Linked DNA regions of Homo sapiens: region 1 is linked to region 2. Evidence: read pairs that join two places in POLR2A ChIA-PET (ENCODE). Cell type or tissue: CD4-positive, alpha-beta T cell. All regions are shown on one strand. Each heading gives the region's core, and the rest is flanking DNA. Links, peaks and the distances in the headings are about the cores only.

Region 1 (2,816 bases), core at 249-2,748, 52 kb after region 2:
CTGGGGGGTGGAGAGAGCACTTGTGCCTCACCCTTTGCCTGTCAGTTGTTCAGCGTGTAACAGTTCCCTGCTTCTTAGGTTCTTTCTGTACCCTTTTATAAGGGTGTATCCCCTTTTGGTAACTTACTGTTTGTTAATTTGTAGTGTTCCCTGCCAGTAAGCTTGTAACACTCTAGTGACTCACCTTCGGGTGGGAGGGTAGGAAAGGGAGAGGCCTGCCTCCTAAACCTGGGAAGATGGGGAGAGAGTGGTAAACCTGAGAGCCCAAAAAACAAACCAAAACAAAAAAACAAAAAAAAAGATGCCTTTAAAAATTCAGTTAGATGTTTGCCCAGATGAGGGCTAACACTTAAAATATACAGATTCCTGGGAATGTTATTCCTAAATTGCATTCAAAAATAAAAGTGAACTCAACATCTTATAGCACAATAGGCTTGGCACTCATCCATGCTCCATGCCAGTACCCTCAGTCATTGTTTTCGGATTATTTTAGCAACAAATGAACAGATAAGTGACTTTCCATTCAAATCAGGCTATGTTCTTTTAAATATATCTAAACTTAAGAATAAGAAAGGCTTTAACTAAAATAGCTTTGAAGGATTTTGTATGGTAAAGTAAAATTGGTTTCTTCACTTAAAAACAAACAGGTTTAAAAGTAAAATAAAATAAAAGCCCTGAAGCTTCAGTTTCTCATCTGGCTTTTGGATAGAATGCTCATCCTGGGGATCAAGTGAAGTAATCTATGTTCTGTTTATGGAAGGAGTGCTGTGCCAGCCTGAGTTGTGGCTATTGTTATTGGGCTTACATAGGTACAGTAATTAGAGCCAAGAGAAGATCAAATCTTTACAGACTGGGTTTGTTGTTCGTCAGTAAGTCATTAGCCCTTGCAAAATTAGAGAGCAGTTTTTCTTTCACCATGAGAACATATTAAGGTTTGAAAATAATGGGAAATACTGTTAATTGCCCTTCATAGGAAAGTCAAGTAGAGGTGTCAATTGACATTATTGCAACTGTTATCTTCGCTCAACAAGCAAATCTCCTGTTTAATAGCATCTTTCTGTCTACTTTCACTTCTCAGGTGAAGGACTTTGTTCGCGGTTGATGATCATTTTTACGTTTTTGAAGTCTTGCAAAATAAAATGGGCTTTTCGGCCTTCTGTGATGAGAGGGAGCCTGAACATTTGTGCTGTGCTGACTTCTTCTAGCTGCCGAGGGCTCTCTGCCAGCCAACAGGCTAGAAGAAGAAACCCGAGTGTCAGATCAGATGGGCTCACAGTAATCAGAGTGGCTGGGTTTGGACGGCAAAGCACCAGGCAAAATGTTTCCCATCCCTGCCAGAGCTGTCCAATTCTAGATTACACTGAAAGTACATGTCCAGTACATGATAATGTGCAGTAGAGAGAACTGTAAAACCTACTCACTCATTTTAAAACTCTCCATTTATATATTTTGGGGGAGGGATGTGGAACCTAGTCAGGTCTGAACTTTCTCACGTTGCTATGAATTGAGTGTATGAGAGGAAGTGTGTATTCTTTGGCTGGAGTCATAGAGAGACTGTTCTTAGCATATGACTCACCTCATTAGTTGTGCTGAAATCTGTTGTCAGGAATCCACAAGAAGTTCTTCATATTTATTTTGTGTTTCGGATAGCAGATTCTGTTACGAAAGAAGTACCCTTCACCCTACACTTTCTCTTTGGTTTGGTTTTTATTTGCATCCTGAGCAAAGGGATTTTTGATCAATAGACCTCATTCCTTTGTTCCTTTGTGACTTTACAGTGAATCTCTTTATCTGGTTTTAGACCTCACTTACTAGTTCCTTTGTGAGTTATGATGAAATATATCTGCACGTGATCTCTTTCCAGTTTTATTCAAACCCTATTTAGTAATGACTATTGGCTGTCTCAGTGATTTGATAAGTTGATTCATGATAGTTCGTGCTTTGTCCTTGGGACTTGTATTGTTTGGGAGCCTGATAATCAGTGTAAGATTTTGTGACTCAGTGGGCCTTGCTGTGTAGATCGGTGAGCTGTGATTGCTCTTTCTAGTCTGTTACCATGTAGGGGCAGGTCCCTAATGCACTTTGGGGTTATCCTCTTGTGTGTTTCTTTTATCTTCCACATGATGCTTCCATGGCACCATATTTGTTTTATTATTTCAATTCATGTGACATTTCTTTAGGGCCTTGGACAGCCTTTATCCTCTTCAGCCTGGCAGTCATTTTCCTTCCTAGCCTAGGCTTCAGGGTACTAATTGAGGAGTGATCAGGACTTACTGGGAGTTGATCTGGTCCTCTCATAACGCATATGCTGATTATTAATCAGTTGTCTCTAACCAGAGCAATCTGGTAAAATGAAAAAAAGGAGGGTAAGGTGGTCAGCAGAAAGGGGGAGTTAAGGAATAAGTAGAAAGTTTTAACCCTTCATAACCCATGCACCTAATGTAGAGGTAGAATTTTCCATTGAAGAAACTGAAGTTTTTGTCTGATTGTTCTTAATAACTGTAAAAGCAAAAATATATCTAAAGTGCACTGATTCTTTACACCTTTTAGAATTTTTATTTTTTGAATGATCATGGATGTACACTACTGCAGGTAGGGTAGGCTGTCAGGCTCATTAAGAATTGACATGCAGGCAGATTGGGGAGGAAGGTTAAGTCATGTTCTTTTGGGTTGAGGGAACCTGCTGGCTAGAACTGTCGCTGTTCTTTGACCCTTGCTGGCTGCTGGGCTGCCCAAGTTTGGATATACTAAACTGGGCTCACAAAGGGATCTACTGCTTTGGCCTTGGTAAATTATATTCTCCAGGATGCATATTT
Region 2 (2,816 bases), core at 176-2,675:
AGAACACCCTGAGCTTCCCTCTGTCCCAGGAGAACCCCTTTACTCCTGGATCTGTTTCCTGTCATATGCACCTCAAGGGCTGTACTGCGTTTTCCTCATCTTTGTATCATCAGGATTTCATGAGGCCCACATTTAAGTTTCTCAAGTAGTAAGTCTCTAAAAATTGCTAGACAATGGCATCTTGGATTGAATCCAGGAACAGATGAAGGACATTCTTGTGGAAAAACAGGTAAAATCTGAATAAAATCTGAAGTTTAGTTAATAGTATTGTGCCAGCATTGATCTCCTAGTTTTGATAAATGTACCATAGTTATGTAAGTTGTTAACATTAGAGGAAGCTGAATGAAGAGTATATGAAAACTTTCTGTATCATCTTTGCAACGTTTCTGTCAATCTACAACTATTTTGAAATAAAAAGTTCAAAAGTCCATCATTAGACAGCTTTGTAGCACAGTGGTTAAGGCCATCTTTTTGGAGTCAGGCAGACCTAAGTCACCTACTACACGTACTGTGTGGTCTGAGGCAAAGCAAAGCATACAGTATCTCCCAACCTCATTGTTAAATGGCCTGACACAGTAGAAACATTCAGTAATTGGTAATTGCTTTTGTTAAAATAAATGTTATATTCATAATAATATAGTATTATTTCTATAATAATTTAGCGAGGATATGGTCTGATCTTTCTTTTTTAAACTTAGCTCACACTGCACACCAGCATCCCACATCTGCCTCTCTGCTCAACAGATAGCATTCTCAATGTGCTAGGCTCTATTCCGACACTGGAAGTACAACAGTGAACAAAGCACAAAAAATCCCTGCTGTAAACAGCTTACCTTCTAGTGGAAAGAGACAGGCAATAGACATAAAATTTATAATACACTGGTTCTCAAAGTGAGTTCCCAGACCAGCAGCATCAGAATCACCTGGGAACTTTTTAGAAATGCAAATTCTTGGGCCTAACCCTAGATCTACTGAATCAGAAATCTGGGGATGGGCTCAGCAGACTGTTTTAATAAGCCCTCTAGGTGATTCTGATAAGTACTCAGGTTTAAGAAACACTGATACAGTGTCAGTGATAATCACTATTTTGGAGAGAACTAAAGCAGGAAATGGGTGGAGTGCTGGGGTGAGGAGACAGATTGTGGCTTTCAACAGGGTGATCAGAAAAGCCTTACTTCAAAGGTAACACCTGCTTGAAAACATCAAGATGAGGAAGTGGGCCTCCAAAATATCAAGGGAAGAGTGTTTCTGGGAAAGGAATATCAAACGCAAAGGCACTGAGTCAGGAGCAGGCCTGAGCTGTTCAAAGAAGAGCAGCTGTCCTGGGAGAGGTGGTGGGGCTCCAGGTTGCGTAGGGACTGGTAAGCCATTGCCCAAGAGTGTGACAGTCACACAGTCAATCATGGTTCTGCCAAAAACACTCTGCCTTTTCCTGTATGGCTCCAGGCCCTCCTCTACCCCCAAATCCACCCACCCTGCCTACCCTTCGTGGCTCTAGCCAGTTCCTTCTCTTCCTTGGGCTTCTCCATCCCCAACTTCTGATAAATAATTTGATAAATAGTTTGCTTGTTTTTGCCCTGTTGGACTGCTTAGTCTGAAAGAGAAACTCAGTCTTTTCCCTTCTTTCTTCACACTGCCTATCACAATGCCTGTGCATTGTGTCTGCCCCATAAATATTTACTAAGCTTCTCTTAAGGTGCCAGGATAGAAACCAACACATATTGGCACACAATAAACATTATTAATGCTGCCAATAATTTTGAAATTTCCTCTGTCACAGGGCACACAGGTTCATTCTCAAAGCCAAAGTATTTTGGATTCAGTTGAAGGATTAACCCAGAGTGTGACTTACAACCGGGAGAGGCACTCCCTATTCCCAGCTGCTCTCCCTTTGTGCCTGAATAGTTCTGGTTGGCTACAGCTCTGAGTATTGACAAAGAGCATCATCAATGTACTGCTAACCTTGGGCCAAAATACACCAAGCAGACAGGTAGCATGAAAAAAAAAAAATGGGTATTATGATCAGTCAGAGCTGGGTTTGAATTCAAGCCCAACCACCCATAGGGGATCTTACCCTTTTTTTTTTTTTTTTTCTAATATTGTAAATCCCTTTAGCAACTGAGATTGAAGCGTATGGACCATTTCCCAGTATGAGGCTTTTAAATGCATAAAATAAAGTGTATAAGATTACAGAGTAGATAATTTTTATTGAGATATAATAATGTTAAAAGCTATCAGAACACTTATAAAAATTGTGCTATAGTAATATTTCTACCTCATTATTGGTGCATTAAGTAATAAGATTTAGAGGCAGGTTTAATAAGTACCAAAATGTTGATGTAATACTGAGTGTAAATGATATTTCAAGATACTTAGAGTGTATGATGTTGTTAGAGGTAGGTGGAAGAAAAAAAGATTTTTTTCATCTTGTATCATCCTGAATTCTCTGCAAAGACCTGTTAATAACCCCATATTATAACTTGGGACAAACTACTTTGCTTCTCTAAGTTTCAATATCCTTACCTGTAAAATGATGCTCAATAGATGGCAGGTATTATTATTATTATTTTCAGCAGCAGTGTTAGTAGTTAAGGATACCCCATAAATATCCTGTAACATACTCTGTGTCACTTCTTGGTTATTAGCAGGGTCAGTTCTGTAAGTTGACTCAGTAGGAGGTCATCCTTTTGAGGATTTTTACTCCCCAAATGTCCCATATTGGCCTGAAATTTTATCTTTAGAAAAGAATGCATAGCTTTGGTAATGAAAGACTTTCAATTGCAAGAGACCCCTAATAAAAAATAAGAATTCCTGAC

What was found. Peaks named below come from ENCODE experiments on the same cell type or tissue, not always from the same donor. Only the 100,000 strongest peaks of a DNase experiment are listed, where the experiment ranks them.
Region 1: POLR2A ChIA-PET joins it to region 2 with 35 read pairs; 12 of 35 experiments call an interaction of 5 or more read pairs at or near these places.

What each region holds. Positions count from the first base shown.
Region 1 is chr1:116,376,504-116,379,319 of GRCh38, forward strand. All of the region lies in intron 1 of ATP1A1 (ATPase Na+/K+ transporting subunit alpha 1), which reads left to right. Among named protein-coding and RNA genes, the nearest start is that of ATP1A1, 4.7 kb to the left of the region's middle. RefSeq lists an enhancer at 1,320-1,369. In CD4-positive, alpha-beta T cell, for the core only: no CTCF peak of the experiment used is centred there; DNase peaks (open chromatin) are centred at 1,188 and 1,588; H3K4me3 peaks cover 1,227 bases; H3K27ac peaks cover 2,211 bases.
Region 2 is chr1:116,324,872-116,327,687 of GRCh38, forward strand. All of the region lies in intron 2 of LOC105378920 (a long non-coding RNA gene), which reads right to left. Among named protein-coding and RNA genes, the nearest start is that of ATP1A1, 47 kb to the right of the region's middle. In CD4-positive, alpha-beta T cell, for the core only: no CTCF peak of the experiment used is centred there; a DNase peak (open chromatin) is centred at 1,220; H3K4me3 peaks cover 1,218 bases; H3K27ac peaks cover 2,500 bases.